Regions from separate parts of the Homo sapiens genome. Here region 2 is linked to region 1. Evidence: chromatin loops called from intact Hi-C (ENCODE). Cell type or tissue: heart left ventricle. All regions are shown on one strand. Each heading gives the region's core, and the rest is flanking DNA. Links, peaks and the distances in the headings are about the cores only.

Region 1 (6,796 bases), core at 1,687-6,686:
AAGATTACATACGGATGCAAACAAGAACGTAAAAAACAGCACTGGGTGCAGTGCTCATGCCCGTAATCCCGGCACTTTGGGAGGCTGAGGCGGGAGGATCCCTTGAGCTCAGGAGTGTGAGGCCAGCCTGGGCAACATAGGGAGGCTCTGTTTCTGCAAAAATAATTTAAAAGGAAAAAAGTAAAAATAAACACAAAAAATGCTCAACATCTGGCCGGGTGCGGCGGGCTCACGGCTATAATCACAGCATTTTGGGAGGCTGAGGCAGGCAGGTTACTTGAGGTCAGGAGTTCAAGACCAGCCTGGCCAACACGGTGAAACCTGGTCTCTATAAAAATACAAAAAATTAGCTGGACCTGGAGCTGTGCGCCTGTAATCCCAGCTGCTGAGATGGCTGAGGCAGGAGAAGCGCTTGAACCCAGGAGGCGGAGATTGCAGTGAGCCGAGACTGAGCCACTGCACTCCAGCCTGAGCGACAGAGTGAGACTCCATCTCAAAAAAAAAAAAAAAAAAAAAAAAAAGCTTAACATCAGTAGTCATTAGGGAAACGCAAACTGAAGCCAGTGACAAGTGTTGGCAGGACGTAAAGAAATGAAAACTCTCATACGCTGCTGATGAGAACGTACAGCAACACAGCCATTTTGGAAAACAGTTTGCCAGTTTCTTTTCTTTTCTTTTTTTTTTTTTTTTTTTTTGAGACAGTCTTGCTCTGTTGCCCAGGCTGGAGTGCAGTGGTGTGATCTTGGCTCACTGCAATCGCCGCCCCCTGGGTTCAAGCAATTCTCCTACCTCAGCCTCCCGAGTAGCTGGGATTACAGGTGTGAACCACGGTGCCTGGCTAATTTTGTATTTTTAGTATAGACAGGGTTTCACCCTGTTGGTCAGGCTGGTCTCAAACTCCTGACCTCAAGTGATCCACCTGCCTCGGCCTCCCAAAGTGCTAGGATTTCAGGTGTGAGCCACCGTGCCCGGCCAGTTTGACAGTTTCTTAAAACATTAAACAGAAAGTCACCATACAACCCATCAATTCTATCCCTCTGTGTCTATGTAAGATGAATGAATGTCTACAGAGATTTATATGTAAATGTTCATAGCAGCATTATTCATAATAGCTCCAAACTGAAACAGTCCAAATGCCCATCAGATGGTGAATGGATGAGGAAAATGTGGTATATCCATATGATGAAGTACTATTCAGGAACAAGTTATTAATACACACAGTAGAACATGGATGAAACTCAGAACCATCCTGCAAGTGAAAGAAGCTGGAATAAAAGACTGAGTGTGACACGCCCCATTTGCACACGCTGCCATCTCAAACAAGGAAATCCTAGAGGCAGAAAGCAGATTCGTGGTTGCCAGGGGCTGGGAATGGGGGGAAATGGACACTGGTTTGAGGTAATGGCTACTTAATTCAAAATTTACAATAATGAATTTTGCGGTGTGTGAACTGTATCTCGATAGAGCTGTTTTTGAAAAGGGAAGGTGCAATAAAAACATTTTCAGTGAAACAAAATTGAGGGATTTGTTGTCAGCAAAGCTGCACTACAAGAACTATTGAAAAGAAGTTCTCCAGGCTGAAGGGAAACAAGTTGGGGGAAGCACAGTGCTTCGCGGAGAACCTCTGTAGGGACAAATGAAGGCACCAGAAGAGGAGACATGTGGGGAATTTAACAAATTTAAGGACTCCTGATATGGTTTGATGGCATCCCCACCCAAATCTCAACTTGAACTGTATCTCCCAGAATTCCCACGTGTTGTGGGAGGTGCCCAGGGGGAGGTAATTGAATTATGGGGGCCGGTCTTTCCTGTGCTATTCTCATGATAGTGAATAAGTCTCATGAGATCTGATGGGTTTATCAAGGGTTTCCGCTTTTGCTTCTTCCTCATTTTCTCTTGCCACCGCCATGTAAGAAGTGCCTTTTGCCTCCCACCATGATTCTGAGGCCTCCCCAGCCATGTGGAACTGCGAGTCCAATTAAACCTCTTTTTCTTCCCTGTCTTGGGTATGTCTTTATCAGTAGTGTGCACACGGACTAATACAGTAAATTGGTACCAGCAGAATGGGGCTGGGGGCGTATGAAACATGCAGCCACATTTGGGGCTGGGGTGTGTGAAACATGCAGCCACGTTTGAGAACTCTTCCGCAGTTTCCACTGAAATGAAACATACATCTAGCCTGTGAGCCGGCACTGGGAGTTGCGGATCCAAGGGAACTGTCCACAGGGACATCTGTGTGAGAATGTTCATAGCAACCGTGACTTCTAATAGCCACAAACTGAAAACAATCTCAAGTCCTTCAAGAGCAGAATGGATAAGCGCACTGTGGCTTCTGCACACCAGGAAATACAACACAGCAACGTAAAAAGAACAAACTGCATTTGATGTAACACACAGATCAACAGCACAGTGAACCAGAAACACAAACGTGACACTGAGGCACGGAAAACGGAGCACGCGTGTAGCAGGATGGTGCCGAGGCGGGGAGAGCACGCGTGTAGCAGGATGGTGCCGAGGTGGGGAGAGCATGCGTGTAGCAGGATGGTGCTGAGGCGGGGACAGCATGCACGCAACGGGACAAGGCTGAGGGGCAGGGAGCAGGCGCGGAGGTGAAAGACACGAAGGACGGTCTTTCTTGGAATTCATCCAAATCTTCAGAGGGCAGCTGCTGCCCTAAAGAAGGGCACTGAGAGCCGAGGGTGACCTTCTTCCTCCAGCACATCCCAATGTGTTGCCACACTTCCAAGACGTGAAAGACCTGGAGGCCCCCTGAAGGGCGCCATAACATTTGACTAACTAGCAAGTGCTTCTGAGGTGGCAGGAGCAGGCCTGTTGCTCTAACCTGAGCTGCCACAGCACAGACCCTGCCAGATGGCAGCCCTCCTGAGTCCATGCTGCGATCCTGAGGAAGTCGGCCAGGGCAGTGCTGTTGGAGACGAGTGACTGATCTGAGCCTCTGGCTGTCTCGTCAGTGGTGACTTTGATCTCCAGAGGCTGTGGCTGCACATCCATCTTCCGGCATCCTCCTCCTCTCCCCCAACCCCATCCGTCACCTGCAGGCACTGACACCCACGGCCCTCTGTGCAGGATGACTTGAAGACACCGCGTCTGAGATCGTTCAGCACCACCGCAGGTGTCTGGTCACCCCACACTTGTATCCTACACATTCTTCCACACAATCTTAGACAAAATCCCAAAGTTCAATAACGCTGACAGCTGGATTTTACACATAGAAATTCCTAAAGTTGGAAAACCCTGAAACTTGGAGTTTATGGAAAAGAGTTGCAATCCTTTGTAGCCACAGCATCAAATTTGTTTAAATATTAAGTTTTCAGCTGGGCATAGTGGCTTACGTCTGTAATCCCAGCACTTTGGGAGGCTGAGGCAGGTGGATCATGAGGTCCGGAGTTCTAGACCAGCCTGGCCAACATAGTGAAACCCCGTCTCTACTAAAAATACAAAAAATTAGCTGGCTGTGGTGGCAGGTGCCTGTAATCCCAGCTACTCAGGAGGCTGAGGCAGGAGAATCGCTTGAACCCAGGAGGCGGAGGTTGCAGTGAGCCGAGATCGTGCCACTGCACTCCAGCCCGGCTAACAGTGCGAGACTCCATCTCAAAAAAAAAAAAAATTAAGTTTTCACAGCATAGTTTAAAGAAAAATCCCAAGTAAGTGTCAAAAACGGTGAAGGTCTGAGGCTTTCCCGTGTCCGTTGAAGGTCTGAGGCTTTCCCGTGTCCATTAATGAGCCAGTCTGCAGTGTCTGGAAGATGACAGCAGATCCCCAGGCAGAGACCCCAGGGTAGACACTCTCGGAGCAGAAATCCCTGGGCAGACGCCCTTGGGACACAGACCCCAAGGCAGGGACCCCCTGGCAGATGCCCCTGGGCAGAGACGCCGCAGCAGCAGCTCCCAAGCCGTGTGCCTGTGGGCACTGGAAAGGGCCAGGTGGTGTCATTCATGCAGTGCTGGAGAAGCAGCAAGACCAGAAAGCCCAGATCCTTGACAGCTGGCCTGCGCCAGCACCCACACCCACCTGCCTCTCGCCCTGAGGGTAACACACTCTTTACTTGGGAGGATGGAACCAACCTGCCCTCCGGGACGATGGAACCAACCTGCCCTCAGCTCCCTGGGAGATGTTCTGCCTCTGCCCCTGCCAGCTGCATCTCGCCCTGGCACGGTCCACGACAATGGCCGTTGCTGCCTCTGCCCAAGTGACCATGGTAGACCAGCCACCGTCAGCGCCCGGGCAGCCCCCAACAGAGGTTCAGGGCCAGGCTGCCAAGGAGCAGAGGCCAAGGTGGGGCAGGTTGAGGGGGCCCAGTCACAGGCACAGAAACTGACACCCTGGACAGAGCTGACCGCCAAAGGAAAGGAGGAGCTTAAGGCGGAGAGGAGGGAGCTGCCCCGTCAGAGGAGCCCCCAGAGACACAGCAAAGGCATGGAAGTTCCCTACACACCAGGCGCTGCACCACCCACACAGTGCACTCACGGGGAACTCACTGCAGCAAAACCACTTTGACTCAGCAGACGTTCACCAAGGACAGCTGTGTCCATGCAGGGCGCACCCCAGAGAGAGCCGCAAGGAGGGTCGGGTCACTGAGCCAGATCCCTACCAGGGGAGCCAGGAAGGCCTGGAGCAGAGCGCCAGGCAGATGTCTCCGGGATGGACCACGCAGATGAGGCAGCCGCAGTGTCTGCCATCTTAACAGACTGCTGTGTCGCAGCTGGGGTCAGGGCTGAGATGTCTGTGAAAAATAAGGACTGAAGCCAACAAGAATGTGGAATGTGTTAGGGAGACGGGGCCCTCAGGGAGGCTCTTCAGGGGGTGACCCTGGCGACGGGGCCCTCAGGGAGGCTCTTCAGGAGGTGACCCTGGCGACGGGGCCCTCAGGGAGGCTCTGTGGCTACAGGCGTCCTGAAGAGCAGTGGAGGGAGCTGACGGCTAATCACGCAAGTGTGCTGGCAGCCACCTCTCTTTGGCACGGTAGTAACTGCTAGATTTTAAAGAGGTCTTTCTCTAAAGCCCAATGTTATCATCTGTGAAGAAACAGGCTCACTTGCTCGTACAAAGCTGTTCTACATACTGGCTTCTCTTGTGAGACCTTGCCTCCAGTGGAGGCTAGAGAAGAGCCCCTTCTCTTTTCCAAGTTTGTGCCCACTGTGAGCCGGCCTCCAACCTTATTTTCCGGGGATGAGACTGAAGGTCAGAGAGGTGGAGGGCCAGAAAAGCTGCCTTCTCTCCACCTCCAGCCACCGTGTGGGGCTGGATGCCCTGCAGAGAAGAGGATGGGCCTCTCAGCGGCAGGAGAAGCAGAGGGAAGGTGGGCAGGGCTGACTGCTTGCAGGGACCCCTTCCTGGCGAAATTCACACCTGACTAGGGTTTGGGTCCTGAGCTCCCGGTCAGAGGCCTCAGAGCTCCACACAGCCTTCGATGGGGCCAGAAAGACTTCAGACAGGAAGAGTCCTGGCAAGAGCGGTGAGTGTGGGGCCGGCCACTGGTGGCTGCTGTGCTCTGGGCTTTAGGGCTGTGCCTCTGCTGGCCGGGACGTCTGCCCTGCAGAACAACCCCGCACAGACCAAGAGCCCAGTCCCAGGCATCTGGCCTCAGAGATGGGCTCCTCTGTGCTGAGAACCATCATGATACGATCCAAATTCTAAGGGCTTTTCCATACATTCACGTGTTAAACTTTTTTTCCTGTGAATAAAAGGCATATTCATTATACGGGCAGAGGCTGGTAAACGTCCATGGCCTCACCGGAGGGCTCTGCTTCACCACACCTGTGACATACGCACACCGTGTCCTTCCTGTGGGCTCAAGGCCTGCCCCTCATGCCCTCTGCAGCCTGGTGAGTGACTCTTGCCTGCAGTCAGCTAGAATGCACACAGGGCCACAGCAACTCCTAAAAGCCACCGCCATCCCCAACTGACAGGCGAGGCCCGATGCTGTGCACAGGGTCCCGCCTCGAGCCCAGGTCCTTTCCCTCCAAAGCAGCATCCCTGATCTGCCTGGAGACAGCCCTGCACAGGCAAGGCTGCGCGCAGCAGCTCGGCGATGACTGCTCCCACCCCAGCGCTCTGTGTGACCAGCACCGCGTCCTTCCCTCCCTGCCTGCTCCAAGGGAGACGCTACAGAGGAAGCCATGCAGAGAGGGGAGACAGAGACTCCACAGCAGCCCTTCAGCTGGGCCAATACTCCAAAGTAACCCTCCGCAGCAAGCAGCTCTCCAGCTGGGCCAGTACTCTGGAGTAACCGAGGGCTGCCACAGTGGCCACATCATAGCTCAAAGGGTCACGCCCTACGCCCTACACCCCGAATGTGTCACCTCTCGCAGTGGTGGGAACTGCAGGTGGATGAAGCGAAGGACCTCAAGATGGGAGATGATCTTGGAATATCCGCATAGGCTGCACAAAGGGAAGCCGAGGGAGCCCTGACTACGGAGAGAAGGCCGTGTGCCTGCAGAAGCAGAGCTGGACGTGAAGCAGCTGGAGCCAAGGGCACAGGCGGCCTCCAGAGCTGCAAGAGGCAGGAACGGACTTTGCCCTGGAGCCTCCTGACGGAGCAGCCCTACCACACCCAGCATCAGCTCCGCAAGACTCGTCTCAGAATCCTGGCCTCCAAGCATGTAAGAACAAACTCGCATTATTTTAAACCAAGCGCGTGAGCATTCGCCGCAGCCGCAGGAGCTCGCGGGCAGCAGGGCCTGTACAGTCACCTCCGCTCATCCAGTCTCACTATTCACGGTTTCAATGACGCGTGGCCCACTGCAGTCTCACAACAGACGAGCACAGTACCGGA
Region 2 (15,917 bases), core at 6,694-11,693, 55 kb after region 1:
CACCATGCCCAGCTAATTTTTGTATTTTTAGTAGAGATGGGGTTTCACTATGTTGGCCAGGCTGGTCTCAATCTCCTGATCTCGTGATCCACCCACCTCGGCCTCCCAACATGCTGGGATTACTAGCGTGAGCCACCGAGCCTGGCCTACTTTTTGTATTTTTTAGTAGGAACAGGGTTTCGCCATGTTGGCCAGGGTGGTCTTGAACCCCTGACTTCAGGTGATCCACCCACCTCGGCCTCCCACAGTGCTAGGATTACAGGCATCAGCCACCGCACCTGGCCAAGATTTTTTTTTTTTTTTTTTTCCGAGACGGAGTCTTGCTCTGTTGCCCAGGCTGGAGTGCAGTGGTGCGATCTTGGCTCACTGCAACCTCCGCCTCCTGGGTTCAAGCGATTCTCCTACCGCACCCTCCACAGTAGCTGGGATTACAGGCGCCCGCCACCACACCCGACTAATTTTTGTATTCTTAGTAGAGACGGGGTTTCACCATGTTGGCCAGGATGGTCTCGATCTCCTGACCTCATGATCCGCCCGCCTCAGCCTCCTAAAGTGCTGGGATTACAGGCATGAGCCACTGCGCTAGGTGATTGTTTTAAGTATTCCAGGTCCTTCGCCTTTCCTTATAAATTTTATTTTATTTATTTTCTTTTATCTTCTCAATCCGAACGGTTAACCCCAAGCTCACAACCACTCTGCTCTTAGCTCCTAAGGGGGATTGACATTTTTAGATTCCACACATTCATGAGATGGGTAGCGTGTGTCTTTCTGCACCCAGCTGATTTTACTTAGTGTGACGTTCTCCAGGCTCGCCCATGGTGTTGCTCCTTTTTGAGGACTGCATAGTACTCCACCGTGGGTGTGCCACACTTTCTTCATCCATCCACTGATGGGCAGAAGGTCAAGGGTGGGTCCTGTCTCCACCATCCTGCCACCACCCCAATGGCACCCCCCACTGCCCCGCCGCCGGCCACTCTCCCATGGTCTTCCTGCTGTGGAGGCTGAGCTGCCCAGGGAGGCTGAGGCTGGAGGCAAAGTTTGGCCATCTTTGCCAGGGTTCAGGGACACAGCTGGGGCCCCTCTTGCTGCTTCCTGGGCTCCTGCCTCAGCCTCCAGGCCTCGTCTCAGGCTGGAAGAGCCTGCAGAGGCTTCTGAACCAATGCTCCTGGATGACCTGTGGGCCAGGAGGGACCCAGGAGGCCCACGAGCTGTGGAAGAAGAGAGCTCCAGAGGGTCAAGGGGTGTGCCCTATGTGCCCGCCCTTGGGGCCCAGACCCCTCTGCCAGTGGCAGGAACCCAGCCTTCCTTCTGACCCTGCAGCCCCAGGCTTGGAGCCCAACCATCCCGTGACACAGACAGCCCCTGGGGGCCTGGGTCCCAGGGGCAGGGAGGGGCTACCCCCATCAGTACACAGCCCTGACAGTCCAGGTCATCTCTGGGGTGACGCCAGACACGACAGCCTTTCCCTACCCCTCAAGTCAGGCCAGCCCAGCCCTGGCACCTCCCTGGCAGTGGTTAGCCCGGGTTAAAGTTAACTGGGCGCTCCTGTCACCCCCGCCTGGCAGTGGGGACCCTCCTGCTGCCTGCACCGAGTGGCTCGCTGGTTAACTGCAGACGAAACCAGCGGCTCTCAATCCCTCAGTGTTTCCTCACAGCAGCGTCTGCGCTGTTGAGGGTGATTGTGGTGTGAGCACCTCTGCTGTGTGTGGAACTGGAAGCAGCTCGCGCTTGGTGGCAGCTTGGGTTGCCAGTGCCACTGACCCCAGGCGTGAGGCTCCAGGCCCTGGTGGAGGAGACAGGCAGGAAGGGCTGGTGGGGCAGGAGGGCCCAGTACAGACTGCACCATCTCAGACTGGCCTGGGCTCCCTCTAAGGAGGCTCCCAGAGGCCCAGGTCCTGCAGCTGTCCAGGAGGAGGCGGTGGGACGAGGCGTCCCAGGGTAGAAGGAGCTCGGCCCCTCCCCTACTCTCTCATCCTGACTCCGCAGGGCCCTGCTGGGCACACGCCTCTCTGCCTCTCACCAATGCCCAGTGGTCCACACCCCAGCTCAAGGCTGAGCAAGTGGTCTGGCAGGCACCCTCCCTCCACCCTGCATCTGTCCTGCAGACATCTCAAGGGGAGGAGAGGAGGACAGGAAGGAGGGCAGGGGCTCCCGCGTCCACCTGGGAGGAGGAGAACAGGAAGGAGGACAGGGGCTCCCACATTTCACCTGGGAGGAGGACAGGAAGGAGGACAGGGGATCCCGTGTCCACCTGGGAGGAGGAGGACAGGAAGGAGGACAGGGGCTCCCACATTTCACCTGGGAGGAGGACAGGAAGGAGGACAGCGGATCCCGCGTCCACCTGGGAGGAGGAGGACAGGAAGGAGGGCAGGGGCTCCCGCGTCCACTTGGGAGGAGGACAGAAGGAGGACAGGGGATCCCGCGTCCACCTGGGAGGAGGAGGACAGGAAGGAGGGCAGGGGCTCCTGTGTCCAGCTGGCTTTGCCCACTCTCTCTTGGGCTGGCACTGCTGAGTGCTTTGTGGGCGCTGGGGCTGGTGACCTCGAGGACAGCTGGGATTGGTGGAGGTAACCCAAGATGAGAGTCCAGGCCTTGGACAAGTGACCTCTCCCCGCTGGGCCTGCTGCCTCCTGCGTGAAGTGGGACAGCCAATCCCAGCCCTGCAGAGAGGTGGGAAGAACGGATAACCCAGGGCTGGCTGGCCCCACAGCCCTGTGAGGACGTCCTGACATTGCCGTCGGCCCAATTCCTGAATGCACTAAGGCAGGAGTGGTGGTCGCTCTGAGGCACAGGCTGTCCTCATGAGGTGGAATCCAAGGTGTTGGGGGTGCCACTGAGAACCCGAGGCTCTAGAGGGCTGCCCCCAGCATCACTGGGCATGGCTGGGAAAGTGCTGTCAGTGCAGCCAAGGGCCAAGGCACCTGGGACCCCACGATTGCCTGAGAACTCTCTTCCTGAGCGTGGCCCGCTTCACTGAAGACGGGAAGGCCGCTGCCAACGAGGCTGGCTATCCGGGCTGACCCGGGTGCCCTGCCTCCCTCCAATCTTAACTGTCAGCCACCAGGAGGGTCTGCAGGGTGGGCCATGGGACCCTGGCTCTGCACTGATGCTGGCTGCCATGGCCGTGTGGAGGAGCAGGGTGGGGTGACCAGGTAGTTCCCAGCAGAAGGAACCCATTCGCTGGTCCCCAGGGCTCACCTAGGGGCTGACACTGAGGCTTGATGGAATGGAGGGTGCCCAGCACTGAGCGTGGCACACCCAGAGACACGCACACCAGGCCCACAGTGACAAGCAGTGCCACGTGGGGACTCAGGGCAAGACAATCACACTCATGCTGTCACACACGTGTGCAGGCAGGTGCACATGGCCAGTGGTGCTGGAGCCGCCTGAACCGGTTGTGGGAGCCGATGGGGCTCCCCTCTTCCCCACTCCAAACTGAGTGACATCACATCATAATTGAGTTACATCATGTCATAGCTTGAAGTTGGTGGGAGAGTTTACACCACAGAAATGGACGAACATTGCCAGGCAGGGCTGTTGCAGGTTTTGGGTTCCTGCCTACCAGCACCTACTGCAGCACGGTCACATAAACAGGTGCACACGGACACACACGCCTAGACACACATGCATTCCTGCACATTCATGGAGGCTCATGGGCACACACGCAACCCTGCATGCTCACAGTGGCTCGTGGTGTGTATGCACCTGGTGGATGCTCACGGACCACACACACGGGTGGCGCACTCTCCCACGTGCTCACAGGCGGATGCACGCCTAGGATCACCCGCATGTGACTCTGCACACACTTGGAAGTCCACCCACGCTCACGCACACACACAGGCGGGGCACGCAACATCACAGCCAGAGCACCCGGACCCGGCCACCGCACATGGCTGTACAGTGACATTTAACCTGCTCTGGGGATGGGGCTTTGGCTGTGGCACTGGCCCTGATGTTTGAATCTGGGGGTTCACTGAGCCCTCACATCCTACTCAGGAAGCTGAGGTACAGACGTGCGAAGCTGAGCCTGTTGTCTGCACATCTCTGCACGTGTGGGACCAGCAAGAACCCCAGGACGGGCTCAGCCTCTGCTCCCAGCTCCAGGAGGCCAGGTGCCCTGCATGAGCCCGGGCAGGGAGGCCCACAGAGCCGTGAGCCCAGGAGAGGGGCCCCTTCTACAGCCATCAGGAGATGCCTCTCTTCCAGGGGTAGCAGCCTGGTGGCACCCGCTCGGGGAACTGGAGGCCCTGGCTGGGGAGGTGCTGACCCCGAGAGGCCTCGGAAGGTGTCGGGGCTCCTGAGACCCTGCCAGTGGTGCCCCGTGACGGAGGTGTGCGACCTGCCGGCAGCAGGGTGCTGACTCTCGATGGGGGTCCCCTGACTCAGCCCATCTGTCGGGGTGATGGGTGGAGCCCAGGTGGGGGCTGGCAGGGTGGGGGCTGAACACCAGCAGCTGCCCACACAGGGTTGGGGGAGGCCAGGCACTGATGGTTCCAGGCTCCGTCCCTCCCCGGCGGTCACTCCAGCCCATGGTGTCACTCTGTAGTCGGACTGTGGCTGCGGGAACGGCCCTTCTGCCTGCCTTGATCTGATCGCATCCTGAAGGGGTCCCAGCCCCACAGCTGGACACGCTGGTGGTTCATTGTCCCGAGTTCACATCTGCTCTTCGTTTCATTTTAGCAGGACGCGCCCAGGCACCCGGGAGGTTAAAGGAAAGGTCAGCGCCACGAGGGTGCTTGGCAGGTCTGTGCTGATTCCCACTGAGCGGCCCCGCACTCTGAACCTTCCCTTCTCTTCCAGATGAGCTGAGAACAGGCAGCAGCTGCAGAGGAAGGTGGGCTTTGCCCTTCTCCCAGCTCCTGCGCCTCACATCACATGCACCTGCAGCGGTCACAGTGGGCCTCAGACCTCAGGTCCTGCTGGGTAGCCACAGCGGGCCACAGAGCCACCTCCGGGACATGCAGGAGGAGCGTCCAGGCTGAGGGAACAGCCAGGGCTTCGGCGGAGGAGCTCCCAGAACATTTCAGGGGCAGCAAGAAGGCCCGTGTGGTGGAACAGAGTGAACCCAGGGAGGCAGCAGGGGCCGGGTTCCAGGGCAAGGCCACAAGGTCAGCTGAGTAGCCCAGGCCCCTGACCTCCCCAATCCCAGGGTTAGGCCGTACCTCCCAGAGCCTCCTCCAGCCTGGGGCCTGGGAATGCCCAATGCAGAGGAAGACCCAGGGGCCTGAGGTCAGAGGTTGCAGCCTAAATGCAAACTGTGACCAGGAGCAGCCTGGGTGGCACAGAGGGGGCGTGGCCTCGAGGGCGGGATGGGGCAGGGCCCAGGGTGGGACCTGTCAGACACGGGCTGGGAACAGGTGAGGGGAGTGACAGCCACAGGGCAGATGCCACAGGCAGCTCCCCGTTCACTCCCGCAGCTCCCAGCCATGCCCTGGGGGTTAACTCCCCGTTCACTCCCGCAGCTCCCAGCCATGCCCTGGGGGTCGGCTCCAGCCCTGTGTTCCTGCCGCAGGGCACCGGGAAGACGACGAGGTTCTGGGGAGCAGGGTGGCCGCAGGAGCCCCAGCCACGCAATCTGAGGTTCTGGGGTGTCCAGGGTATTGAGGCATCTCAGGGCCGAGTCTCGCGGTCCGTCCCGGAGGGTGTTCCTTGCTTGTCCATTGTGGGGCATTCCAGGGCTTTCTGAAGCTGAGGTTGTCCTTGGTTGGATAAAAAAAAAGTTAACGCTGTGAAGAGCATTGCGGTGCCTGAAAATGCCCAGAAGAGGCTTCTGCCACCAGGCGACCAGTGGCCAGGGTCGGCCGCCTTCAGGCGAGCGGGTGTGAGGGGGCTGGTGACCCAGATGCAACCTGTCCTGGCCCGAGGACCCAGCGCATGGAGGGGCAGGGAGCCATCCTGGAGGGGCCTCACTCAGTCCTCCAGCACCTGCCCGCCCTTCTCCCTGCACCGCACCGTCCACGAGTCACAGGGAGACGGGCCCCCCAGCACCCGCCCGGCCTTCTCCCTGCACTGCACTATTTGCAAGGCTCGGGGAGATGGGCCCCCCAGCACCCGCCCGGCCTTCTCTCTGCACTGCACCATCCGCGAGGTGTGGGGAGACGGGCTTGGGTTGTCTTCTAGGGTGACGTGGTGGCCGTTGGTGGCCGTCAGGGCAGGGTGGCCACTCCCTTGGCTCTTCCTGGCTCCTCGCCCACCTTGCGGAGGGAGCAGCCTCATCCTCAGGGCTCGGACACCAGCTCCACCTCGCGGCGCCAGGTCACTCCATGCAGGAAGAGGAGCTGGAGGCTATGACCGCCGGCTCTGTCCCCAACACCTCGTCTCCCCGATGCCCGGGAGTTGTCACCTGCGTCTCCAGGGTCAGAGGTCATGCATAACCAACATGGGGCTCTTCAAGCAAGGGAGGCGACAGAGACAGCGGGGTCAGCACAGAGCAAGTGCCGGCAACCGCTCTCTAGCAGGAGCCTGGCCGAGGCTCTGTTCCACCCCGTCCTCAGCCTGAGGCTGGCCTTTCACGTCCAGTTGGGATGCCCTCTGGCCCTCAGACGTAGGTCAGGACTCCCGGACTGTGCCCATGGCAGGCAACAACCCCCGGGGTCATCCCGCCAGACTCTCGGCCAGCCCTGCTGTCTTGCCAGCCGCCGTGTCCGCACAGGAGCCAGGGTTGGCACTCGATGAATAAACGCCTTTCAAGAGAAGAAACGCAGGGAGCTGGGTGTGGTCACCGTGGCAGACCGTTGGGGGAGGCGGGGGGCTGGGCAGGGGACAGGGTGGCCGGGGCTGGCGTGTGTCCCAGGGGACCTGGCAGGGGAAGGTACGCCCAATCAGGAGGCTCCTCGATGTGACGTGGATCCGTGTTTCCTCTTCTTCTTCCTGGTGGTTTACGTAAGAGGGAGAGCAATGGGGACGGGCAGGGACAGAGCTGCGGGCTGAGGTTCCTCCGTTCGGCGAAGCCCCTTCTCTCTGCCCCCGCCTGCTCTGGGCTTTCTTGGCTATGTCTGCTCCTGACAGGAGGGATGTGTGTTGCCAGGGGTGGGGGCTTGGCGTGTGTGCGTGTGAGAATATGTGTGTGTGTTTAAAATACAAAAAAAAAAAAAAAAGAAGCGTGCCTATACTCAGCCGCGAGACGCTGGCCAGCCTCCATCCGTGCCAACTCCCCTCCGAGCTGGCACTGGGGACTCCGGAGGCACGGGGAGGAGGAAGGTGCGGGCAGCTTGCGGTGAGGATGGACGCGTGCCACCGACGTATGCCAGCGGCTGCAGGGGGCCAAACGCCTATCCACAAAACCCACCGCGATCGCTGGCAGCCGTGGCGGGAGGCGGCAGCAGTTGGCAGAGGTGCCAGGGAGGGCCGGCTGGGGCAGGTGGATCCTGGCAGCAGCAGCGCAGGTAAAGCGTGCGGGCTCGCGGGGTGTGGGCGCCTGGCATCTGCGTCGGGTGCCAGAGGCCGGGGCCGGATCTTGGCCTGGCTCTGGGTTGCAGGGCGTGGCAGCATCAGGGAGGGCTGAATCCCGCAGGGTTCTGGGCCAGCCTGGTAGAGGACGGCTCCTCTCGGCTTCCCCAGCGTCGCCCTGGGGCCTGTTTCCAGCTGTGCTTGGCCCTTCGTCCTCCAGGGAGCTCGGTTGGGTGGGCTCGGTGGGGCCAGCATGGGGTCGGCCACATCACCTCCGCCTGATGCCCTGTGGGCCCCCAGGGCCAGGTCTCCTCTGCCCAGTTCCGTATAGTCCCCCAGATGGTCCCCAAATGTTGGTCGCTGTCCCCATGCGTGGGCTGCAGGGCTGTATCTTGGGGCCCAGGGCTCCTAGGGGAGTGCGTCTGCCTTCCCTCTCGTCTTCCCGGAGCCCCCGCCCCACCTCTTGCTCCCAGCCTGGCTTGGTGCCTCAGAGCCTGTGCGGAACGATGGGACAGACGCCAAACGTGTGGTAGCAGGAGTGCGGGTGACGGTGCAGCAAGCCCAGCTGCTGAGGGTGGGAAGGAGCCCGAGGTGAGGGACTCCCCAGCAGCTCCAAGGCAAAGTCCTGCTGCCCTTCCCAGCAATTACAGGCTGGGCAGAAAGAGCTGGGGGCCGTGGGAGAGGGGATTTTCACCTGCAGAAAGGTGGGTGACACCCAGGTGGGCCAGCGTGGAGCTGGCAGGGCTGGGGGTGTTAGTCCCGGCGTCTGGCTGTGGCCCCTCAGCGTGATCCATGGCGAGCAGGATGGCAGAGGCTGCCAGCCACAGCATCAGCTGGCAGAGGCTGGCACCAGACCCATGCCCTGGCAGGAGCATGGCACAGAGGGGCCCTGGCTGTGCCGGGGGCTCTGGGCTGGCCGCTGTCCCAGTCAATGCTCTGGGCAGCCAATCCAGTCCCAGAAAGAAGGTTGCACTGGAGGGGCGATTAGAGCACATGGGCAGGGGCTGGGGTAAAGATGGCTGGGTGGCTGGGCCCCCAGCTCCTCCAAGCCCGGGAGGAGGTTAGGCCCATGGACCTTAAAACTCCGAGCCTAGAGTCGGGCTGGCCCACAGGAGCCTCCACCTTGAAGGGGCTAGGAGGGGCCTCTGAGGCCAAGGTCAGGAGCCCGGGCTGGGCTGAGGGGCAGGGAGGGCTGGGGGGGCGGGGGAGGGCAGTGGTCATCTGGTCCAGACGCCCAGGGGTCGGGCAGAGGTCGGGAACACAGGGTCCTGGGGTCGGACAGAGCCGGCAGGACTGAAGGCCCACGAGGGGTCTGGGCTGTGCTTCAGAGCTTCAGGGAAAGGCTCAGAGCCCCGCAGAGGCCCAGCCTGAGACATCCCGGGGGCGGAGGTGCGGCGGGGCTCCCAGGGACTGGCCATCCTCAGCCTCCTCTTCCCCTTAAGCCCCGGGAGGCGCTGCTGTGGCGGCTTCAGTCCGACTCTGGCCAACACTTCATGACGGGGGCTTCCCCTTGGAAGTGCTGGCGGTGGGGTCATCCCGGGTGGGCCTTGGCGCAGGTGAGCTTCCCCAGTGGCCGCCTGGACCCGGCCCTGCAGTCCCTGCCCTCAGATGGCACAGGCGTGGAGGGCGGGCAGGGTGGGCCCCAGCATGGGTGTCAGTGGGATAAACACTCAGGCAGGGGGGCTCCGGGGATTTGGGGACACAGCAGTGGCCCTGGCCCCTCAGGCTCAGGGGTGGGGGGCGGGGCACAACACATTCCAGGATTCCCAGAGGAGACTTAGATGGGCGAGGTGCTGGCTGGAACCCTGGCTTGGGTCTGCACTGGGTGGGATGGCAGCACCTGTGGGTCCCAGGCCTCAGTCGTGAGGAGAGTGGCATGAGTGGATGCCCCTCCCTCGAGGGCCCCAGGGGACCTGAAAATGGCATGGAGGGTGGGACAAGCTGGAAGCTGCGGCCCCCACGATGGAGACTGGGGACCGGGCTTCTCCCGCTCTGCTGGGCAAGGTCCCCCCCCCAACCTCTCACCCCCCACCCCTCACCTGCAGGCCTGAACACCCAGCAGGCACCTCACCCACTGAGGGGCTTCCGGGGTCCTGGCTGCCCACTGGGCTTCCAGCAACAGGTGCAGGTCCCTCCGGCCCCAACCACAGCCCCGTCCCATGCCCCGGGTGTGTGCCGCCCCTGCGGCGCCCCATTCCAGCCCTGCCTGACCCAGGTCAAGACTGTCTCTCAGGCCCCTTCCCACCCTCAGCTGCTCTGACCCGGCCATGAGCCTGAGTAGGAAGGGTGGGCAGGGGGCTGTCCCGGGATCGAGGAAGTTGGCCCTGCCATCACCCCCACTGTTTCACCCACAGCTGCCCCTGCACAGGGCTGGTCTTTGTCAGGGGCGCAGCCTTGCTGGGCCACAGCAGAACAGGGGACCCTGCTGCCTGCCGCAGCCCTCCTCCCTCCACCTCCGAATTTCACAGTCCCTGCTTCCCGCGCCGGCTCGGAGCTCCCTAGAGACTCCTGCCAGATGTTCCTGGCAGCCTCACATCGCTTCCCTAATGAAATATTCATGGGCCTTTCTGCCTCTTGACATAAAGCCTTCTGCAGCTCCACGCACCATGGAGAGGGAGCTGGCCTCCCAACAAACCCTAGGAAGGAGTGGGCGCCCGGCCAGCCCCTCCCCCTGTGCCAACCCCGGCCGCCCACTGTGCCTCCCGAGACAGTGGCTGGGCCTCCGCCTCCCCTTTGCTCTGCTAAGGGTCAGGGGTCCAGCTGCTGCGCCCTCCCCCAGCCCAGAGGCCTCCCTGCCGCCTCCGCCTCCCGAGAGCCCAGTGCCAGCTGTGCGGGCACATCAGCCCTGGGGCTGGGCTCTGGAGGGAGGGCAGCCGCCACCCCGCATAGGAGGGAGCCAGTACCTGTGTGTCCAGGACCACCCTCACAGGCCCAGGGAGGAGGGGTTCTCCCTACCTCTTACTTCAGTACCTTGGTGGCCAAGAGCTCCTTACCCCATGCCAACAAGACCAGGCTCCTGGAGTCCACCTCGCCCCTAGCTGCATGGTGGCCAGCCTGGTCTTGCAGTCACCCGATGTCATCCGTCCACACCTCTGTCCCTGTGCTCACGCACACGGTGTGGGCACCACGCCGGGTTCTGTGCGTGGAGATCAGACTTCATGACGTTGAGCAAAACCTGCCCAGCCTTGCGCTCCAGGTATTCACGCCAGCCCCCACCAGGTCATGTGGGCGGAGGACCTCGGGGCAGGGGTGGTGAGGGCAAGAAGGACAAGACGGATGGAAAGTTCCAGGGCCTGGGAACTGTGTGAGGAGTAGAAAGCGGCCAGTCAGTGAGTCCTACACAGAGGGGACCTTTGTGCCCCAGGTCAAAGGAGAAGGGAGCGGGCCCCAGCCGAGTCCACACCAGCCTCTGCTCGGTCCACAGGCCCTGTCTGGCTCTGCTAGGTCTCCTCAGTCAGGAGGTCCATGAGACCCCGGCCCCGGGTTCTGGTCTGTAGGTGGTGGCCACAGCGAGGCCCCTCTGAGCGGGAGTCTGCCCCACATGGGGTGCCCTCTCCACGCGCCTGCGTGGCTCACCCTGGGCTCTGCTCTGCTGTGCAGGCAGGGGCCCAAAAGGCTTACCCGGGGGATCTAGGGCTGCCCCAGTCTCTGTGATTCCCGCGCCCCCTTGCTCCTGGCCTCTGGGTCAAGCCTTTGTCTTTAGCGGTCATCTCGACCTTAACTGTCACCTACAGTGGCAGGGAAACAGTTACCCTACCATTCACAGAGACAGTCTCAGCCTCCACATTTCGGGAGACAGAAGTTCAGAGAGGCCATGTTGCTTCCCTGAGGCCGCAGAGCCAGAAAAGAAGCTGCCTGGGCGCATCTATCCAGGAGCCCCGGCATCGTCACCAGGGCCACACAAGCAGCGAGGACCCTCCCGGGAACCAGCTCCCTGACTGGGACGCCCCAGCCCTCCTGAGCTCACTGCCCAGGGATCCGGCCAGTGCCCCTCCCCCATGCGGGCAGTGGGCTGGGACGCGCGGGGGGAGGGGGCTTGGGCCGCGTCGTCCCTCCGCCTCCCCAGGTCCCAGCCGTCTTGCTCCCTGAGCTGCTGGCGGGGTAATAAGCTCTGCGTGTGGTGTGGAAATAAAGCACGTTCCACGGAACAAATGGTGTTAATGTGCAGAAGCACTGCAGCCCGGAGTTACCCAGCGCCTGGAGGGCGGCGCGGCAGCTGCACCAGAATGAGCGGCTGCGCGGAGAATCAGCGAGGCCATACGTCCCCGTCCCCGTGGAGGGACAAAGCATCCCAGCCCTGGCCCCCAGCAGCGCCGGCCCTCCAGGCGGGAGGCGGTTCCAGGAAGTGAAGTGAGCAGGTGCTGGGACTCCCCTCCCCTCCTGGAGGCGCCTGCCCAGAGTAGTCAGTGACCACCCCTAGGTCCCACCTGACGGCCCTGCCTGGCCAGGTGTGGTGGCCACTGGGACAGCCTCCCTCAGACCCGAGGCCACTGCCTGTGGGGTCCAGCGGCCTTGTCCTGTCTCAGCTGCCATCACCCCACCAGGCCCCCAAAATGTGCTCTGGGGCCCATCCCGCCACAAAGCCTGGGGTCTCACTGCTCCTCTCCTAGAACGGCCACTTTTCTTCTTTACGCAGGGGTCACGCTCCAGGCCTTTCTCCAAGCCCTCCCCGCGCTGGGACGCATTTACCCGCCTGCCTGTTGACTTCGGCTGGCACCCACTCCTGGGCTGCTCAGAGCTGCTGCTCCCTGTTGATGAGCACTGTAGGTGGCTTCGAGATGCACGCCTCGGGACGATCTGCCTTCCTCCCCCGCCTGCCATTCCCGCACTGACAAACGTCTGCCCTGGGTGTTAGGAGCGAGGTGCACATTGCACCTTACATCCTCATGGGCGGCTCCAGGAGCCTCACTGCAGCTGATGAGTACTTAACACCATCATCCATCTGTGTGGCCGTTGGGGCTGGCACAGAAGCTCTGGATGCCTCTACCTGGAAACCAGGGCTGTTCTCCCTGGATGGCAGGAAGGAAGCAGGTGGGAGGCGGGCGGAGGTGCTTGTTCCACCGGCACTCCTGGGTTCTGAGGACATGGCACTTCCCCGCCTGTGTCTTGCTTTGGCCATAGGTTCTGAGCTTCTGCTTCTCCTCTGTGGGTACGAGGGCCGCTCTGGCATTATGTCTTCTAGACCTGCGCCTCCTTCAGACGTCAGGGCCGTGCACTCAGACACCTCCAGTGAAAGCTTTTGGGGTTTGGATGGATGGACAGATGGACAAATTAACAGCATTCTGCACTTGGAATGACAAAACTTTAGGCAAGAAAAGGGTCATTGGAGAATATCTAGTCCAACACTCTAATGGGATAGAGAGGGAAACTGAGGCCAGCAGAAAGCATGTCACCTGACCCAGTCACAGCCCTTGGATACAGAGGGAAACTGAGGCCAGCAGAAAGGATGTCACTGGACCCAGTCAGCCCTTGGATAGAGAGGGAAACTGAGGCCAGCAGAAAGTGTGTCACCAGACCCAGTCAGCCCTTGGATAGAGAGGGAAACTAACGCCAGCACAAAGGATGTCACCGGACCCAGTCAGCCCTTGGCCTAGGACCTGCAGACAGGCCACCTGCTGCTTCTGTGACCCCCACAGCCCAGACTCACACATCTTCCTCCAGGTCAGGGAGTGAAGGGGTCTGCAGTCCTCTCCAACTGAGGGCAGGGACAGTCTCTACGTCCTGAGACCCCAGGCCCCTGACCTACCTGCCGGCCTGCCTGGCAAGGGCACACCTATCAGGTTGCACCATAAGGCCACCGGGCTGGGTCTGACTCACCCACAATCCATCAGCCTGCTGGTCTTTACACATTCTGGGAGAGGCAAGAATCTCTGTAGTTGCTAAAACACTTCCTCTTGGTTATTCTGAGAACTAAAAACACACATTATTTGAAAGTCTTGGGTTTAGTCTAATCTAAACCCCTCAGGTCGTGACTTAAGCTCTGGCCTCAGAGGTCTCCATTTATGCTTGGATGAGCCACTCCTTTGGTCTTTGTCCCCTCACTGGAAGGCATGTCCATGAGGAAATGGGGAGAAGAATATAGAGCTATGAACTTGGAATTTTGGTGTCAGAAGGACCTAGGTTCAAGTTCAGGCTCTATCACTAGCTAGGGACCTCACTTTCTTCATCTGTAGACTGACGATAATAATAGTACATACCTCAAAAGAGCTGTGCAGATTCAAAGTGATCCTGTGTCTAAACCTTTCTGTATGATGTCTGGTACCAAGTGAATGCCCAGAAAACGGGTAAGGATTGTTGTGATGATGATGATGGTGAGGATGGGGATAATGATGATGGTGATGATAGGGATGGTGATGACTGTGGGGATGGTGGTGATGGTGATAGTGATGATGATGGTGATGATGATGGTGGAGATGATGGTGTGATGATGATGATGGTGATGGTGGGGATGATGATGATGGTGATGATAATGCTGCTGCTTGCAGCGTGAGTGGACTTGGATCAGTGTGTGGATCCTCCCAGGACTTCCTCGGAAGTGCTGGGCACACATTTCCAAAAGGAGCCTCCTTCTCATGTGCAGCTACAAATAGCATGTCTAGCAGATTGGGGGCTGCCTAACCAATCCTTTCATCAGCGTCCCCATGGACAGGTCTTTAAGAAAGCTAAGGTCAGGACCAGGTGCCATGGGTGCTCCAGAGATCCAGCACAAAGCTGTGTCCTGCAGGTGTTTAGAGACAAGTGGGAAAGACATGCTGGACTTTGGGAATGTTAAGCGTCCATGCTCCACAAGAATAAAAGAGGCCTCATGAAGCTTCACAAGAGCAGTGGCCCAGGGAGCGAGGGGAGAGACAGAAGGCTGGGCAGAGGCAGTCGGTCTGGACAGGGCCCTGAGACTGGTTACCTGAGACAGAGGTGAGGAAGAGGACGTGCCAGGAGAGGGCCCCATGGTGTGCAAACTGAGGGCTCCTGTGTCGTGTGGTAGGAGGTGGCTGGAAGAATGGGGTAGGACAGGCCCCCACAGGCAGGAAGGTTGGGTTTCTCCAGTAAATGCAGAGCGAGGCCCTGTGAGAAAGGGTTCCAGTCTGGCCCGTCTTAGCTTTCAGAGTCACGGCTCCCGAGCCTGCCTGCTCCTTACTGGCCCCGCCCATCTCTGATGCCAGGCAGCCTCTGGCCTCTGTTTCCCTCTTAGTCAAACTCCGACTTTGCAGAGAAACTCCGTTCTGAAGCAAAATTTTACTTACAATGGCAATTTATAGCACATCTGCTTGGGAGGGGCCGTGGCTGTCGGGGCTGGTGGTGAGGGTGGCTGCAGCGAGGGTCCCAAGTGCCCTGCCGCCCCCACCCGCCCTGCATGGAGGCCCCTTGGCAGAGCTCCAGGCTCTGCTTCACACGGCTGGCCTGAGGCCGCCTGTCTGGACCCAGTCCAGCCTCTGTGGCTCCTGCCGCCTGCCATGGCCTTCACCCTAGCACCCCCATCTGAGGTTCTGACCTCTGGATATGAGCACCAAAGGCTCCTGGGGAAGCTCTATGTGCCAGGCTGGCAACGTGGGGTTCCGCAGTGGGGAAAAGGGGGTCTAGATGGTTGCTCATGGGCCCCCCTCTTCCCTCACCTTGGACCAGGGTGCAGAGCCGACTGCTAGTTGCTGCAGCCCTTTCCCGGGCCAGGGGGTGGCCGGCGGTCACTGCCGGGTTCCATCTGCTGGATGCAGGAGAGTGGCTCCAGATGCACTGGGAGGGCCGCGTTCGAATGTCAATTCCATCTTCTCACAATCATTTTCCGCATCTTCTTAGTGCCGGGCGAACGCAGCCTGCTCGTTTGAATGCATAATTAGCCCAAGCATTCTACCTCGCTAATTTCAAGGCAGGGGAAGGGAATGGAGGGGGGCTTGGGAATTTGCATATTAATTTAGCCGAGGGAGAGAAAAATTGTTTACCACTTCCTTCACACAGTTGCTCACAGAGGACTTAACTCTTTCCTGCTCCGCGTCTGGGGCTTGGGGGAGAGGGTGTGCATGGGAGGTGCGGCCAGCCCTCCCGCTGCGTCCACTCCAGGGCGGTCCCTGCACACAATGTGCTGGGCTCAGCCACAGCCCCCTTTCTTTGCAAGGACCACATGGGGGCTGTCTGGGTGCCAAACATGTACGGACAGGGGCTGCTGGGGACGCCCTCCTCGGCTGGTCCTCACCTGCAGTTTTCAGGAGCCAGAGACACCTGGATCCACAGTGTTCATCTATTTTCTCCACAATGCTCCCCCAGCCCCAGATCGGGCATCAGTACAGTGCTGGGTAGAGGGGGGGCACACACGCTGCCCCCACACCAGGGTGACAGGGGCAGCCGGCAGAGGGTGAGGTCCTGCAGAACCTTTGAGTCAGGGAGAGTAAGCGTCCACTGGGGGAGTCAAGGCAGGCTTCCTGTAGGAGGTGGTATCTTCCCTGGGCCTTGTAGGGTAAGCATGCTTCTCCAAGCGAGGGTGCAGGTGACTGGAAGGTCCTGGGGCCTAGGGCCACACCAGAGACCCTTGGGGAGTC

The links. Hi-C counts contacts between places; a loop is a spot of excess contacts. Peaks named below come from ENCODE experiments on the same cell type or tissue, not always from the same donor. Only the 100,000 strongest peaks of a DNase experiment are listed, where the experiment ranks them.
Region 2: it touches region 1 in a loop (4-fold over the local background); 5 of 110 quality-filtered maps call a loop at or near these places.

The regions. Positions count from the first base shown.
Region 1 is chr16:89,103,129-89,109,924 of GRCh38, reverse strand. The region is part of intron 4 of ACSF3 (acyl-CoA synthetase family member 3); the gene reads right to left. Among named protein-coding and RNA genes, the nearest start is that of ACSF3, 13 kb to the right of the region's middle. RefSeq lists an enhancer at 4,599-4,648. In heart left ventricle, for the core only: no CTCF peak of the experiment used is centred there; DNase peaks (open chromatin) are centred at 4,234 and 4,504.
Region 2 is chr16:89,043,929-89,059,845 of GRCh38, reverse strand. No RefSeq gene overlaps it. Among named protein-coding and RNA genes, the nearest start is that of ACSF3, 42 kb to the left of the region's middle. In heart left ventricle, for the core only: no CTCF peak of the experiment used is centred there; DNase peaks (open chromatin) are centred at 6,705, 8,935, 9,545, 9,995 and 1 weaker place; H3K27me3 peaks cover 4,356 bases.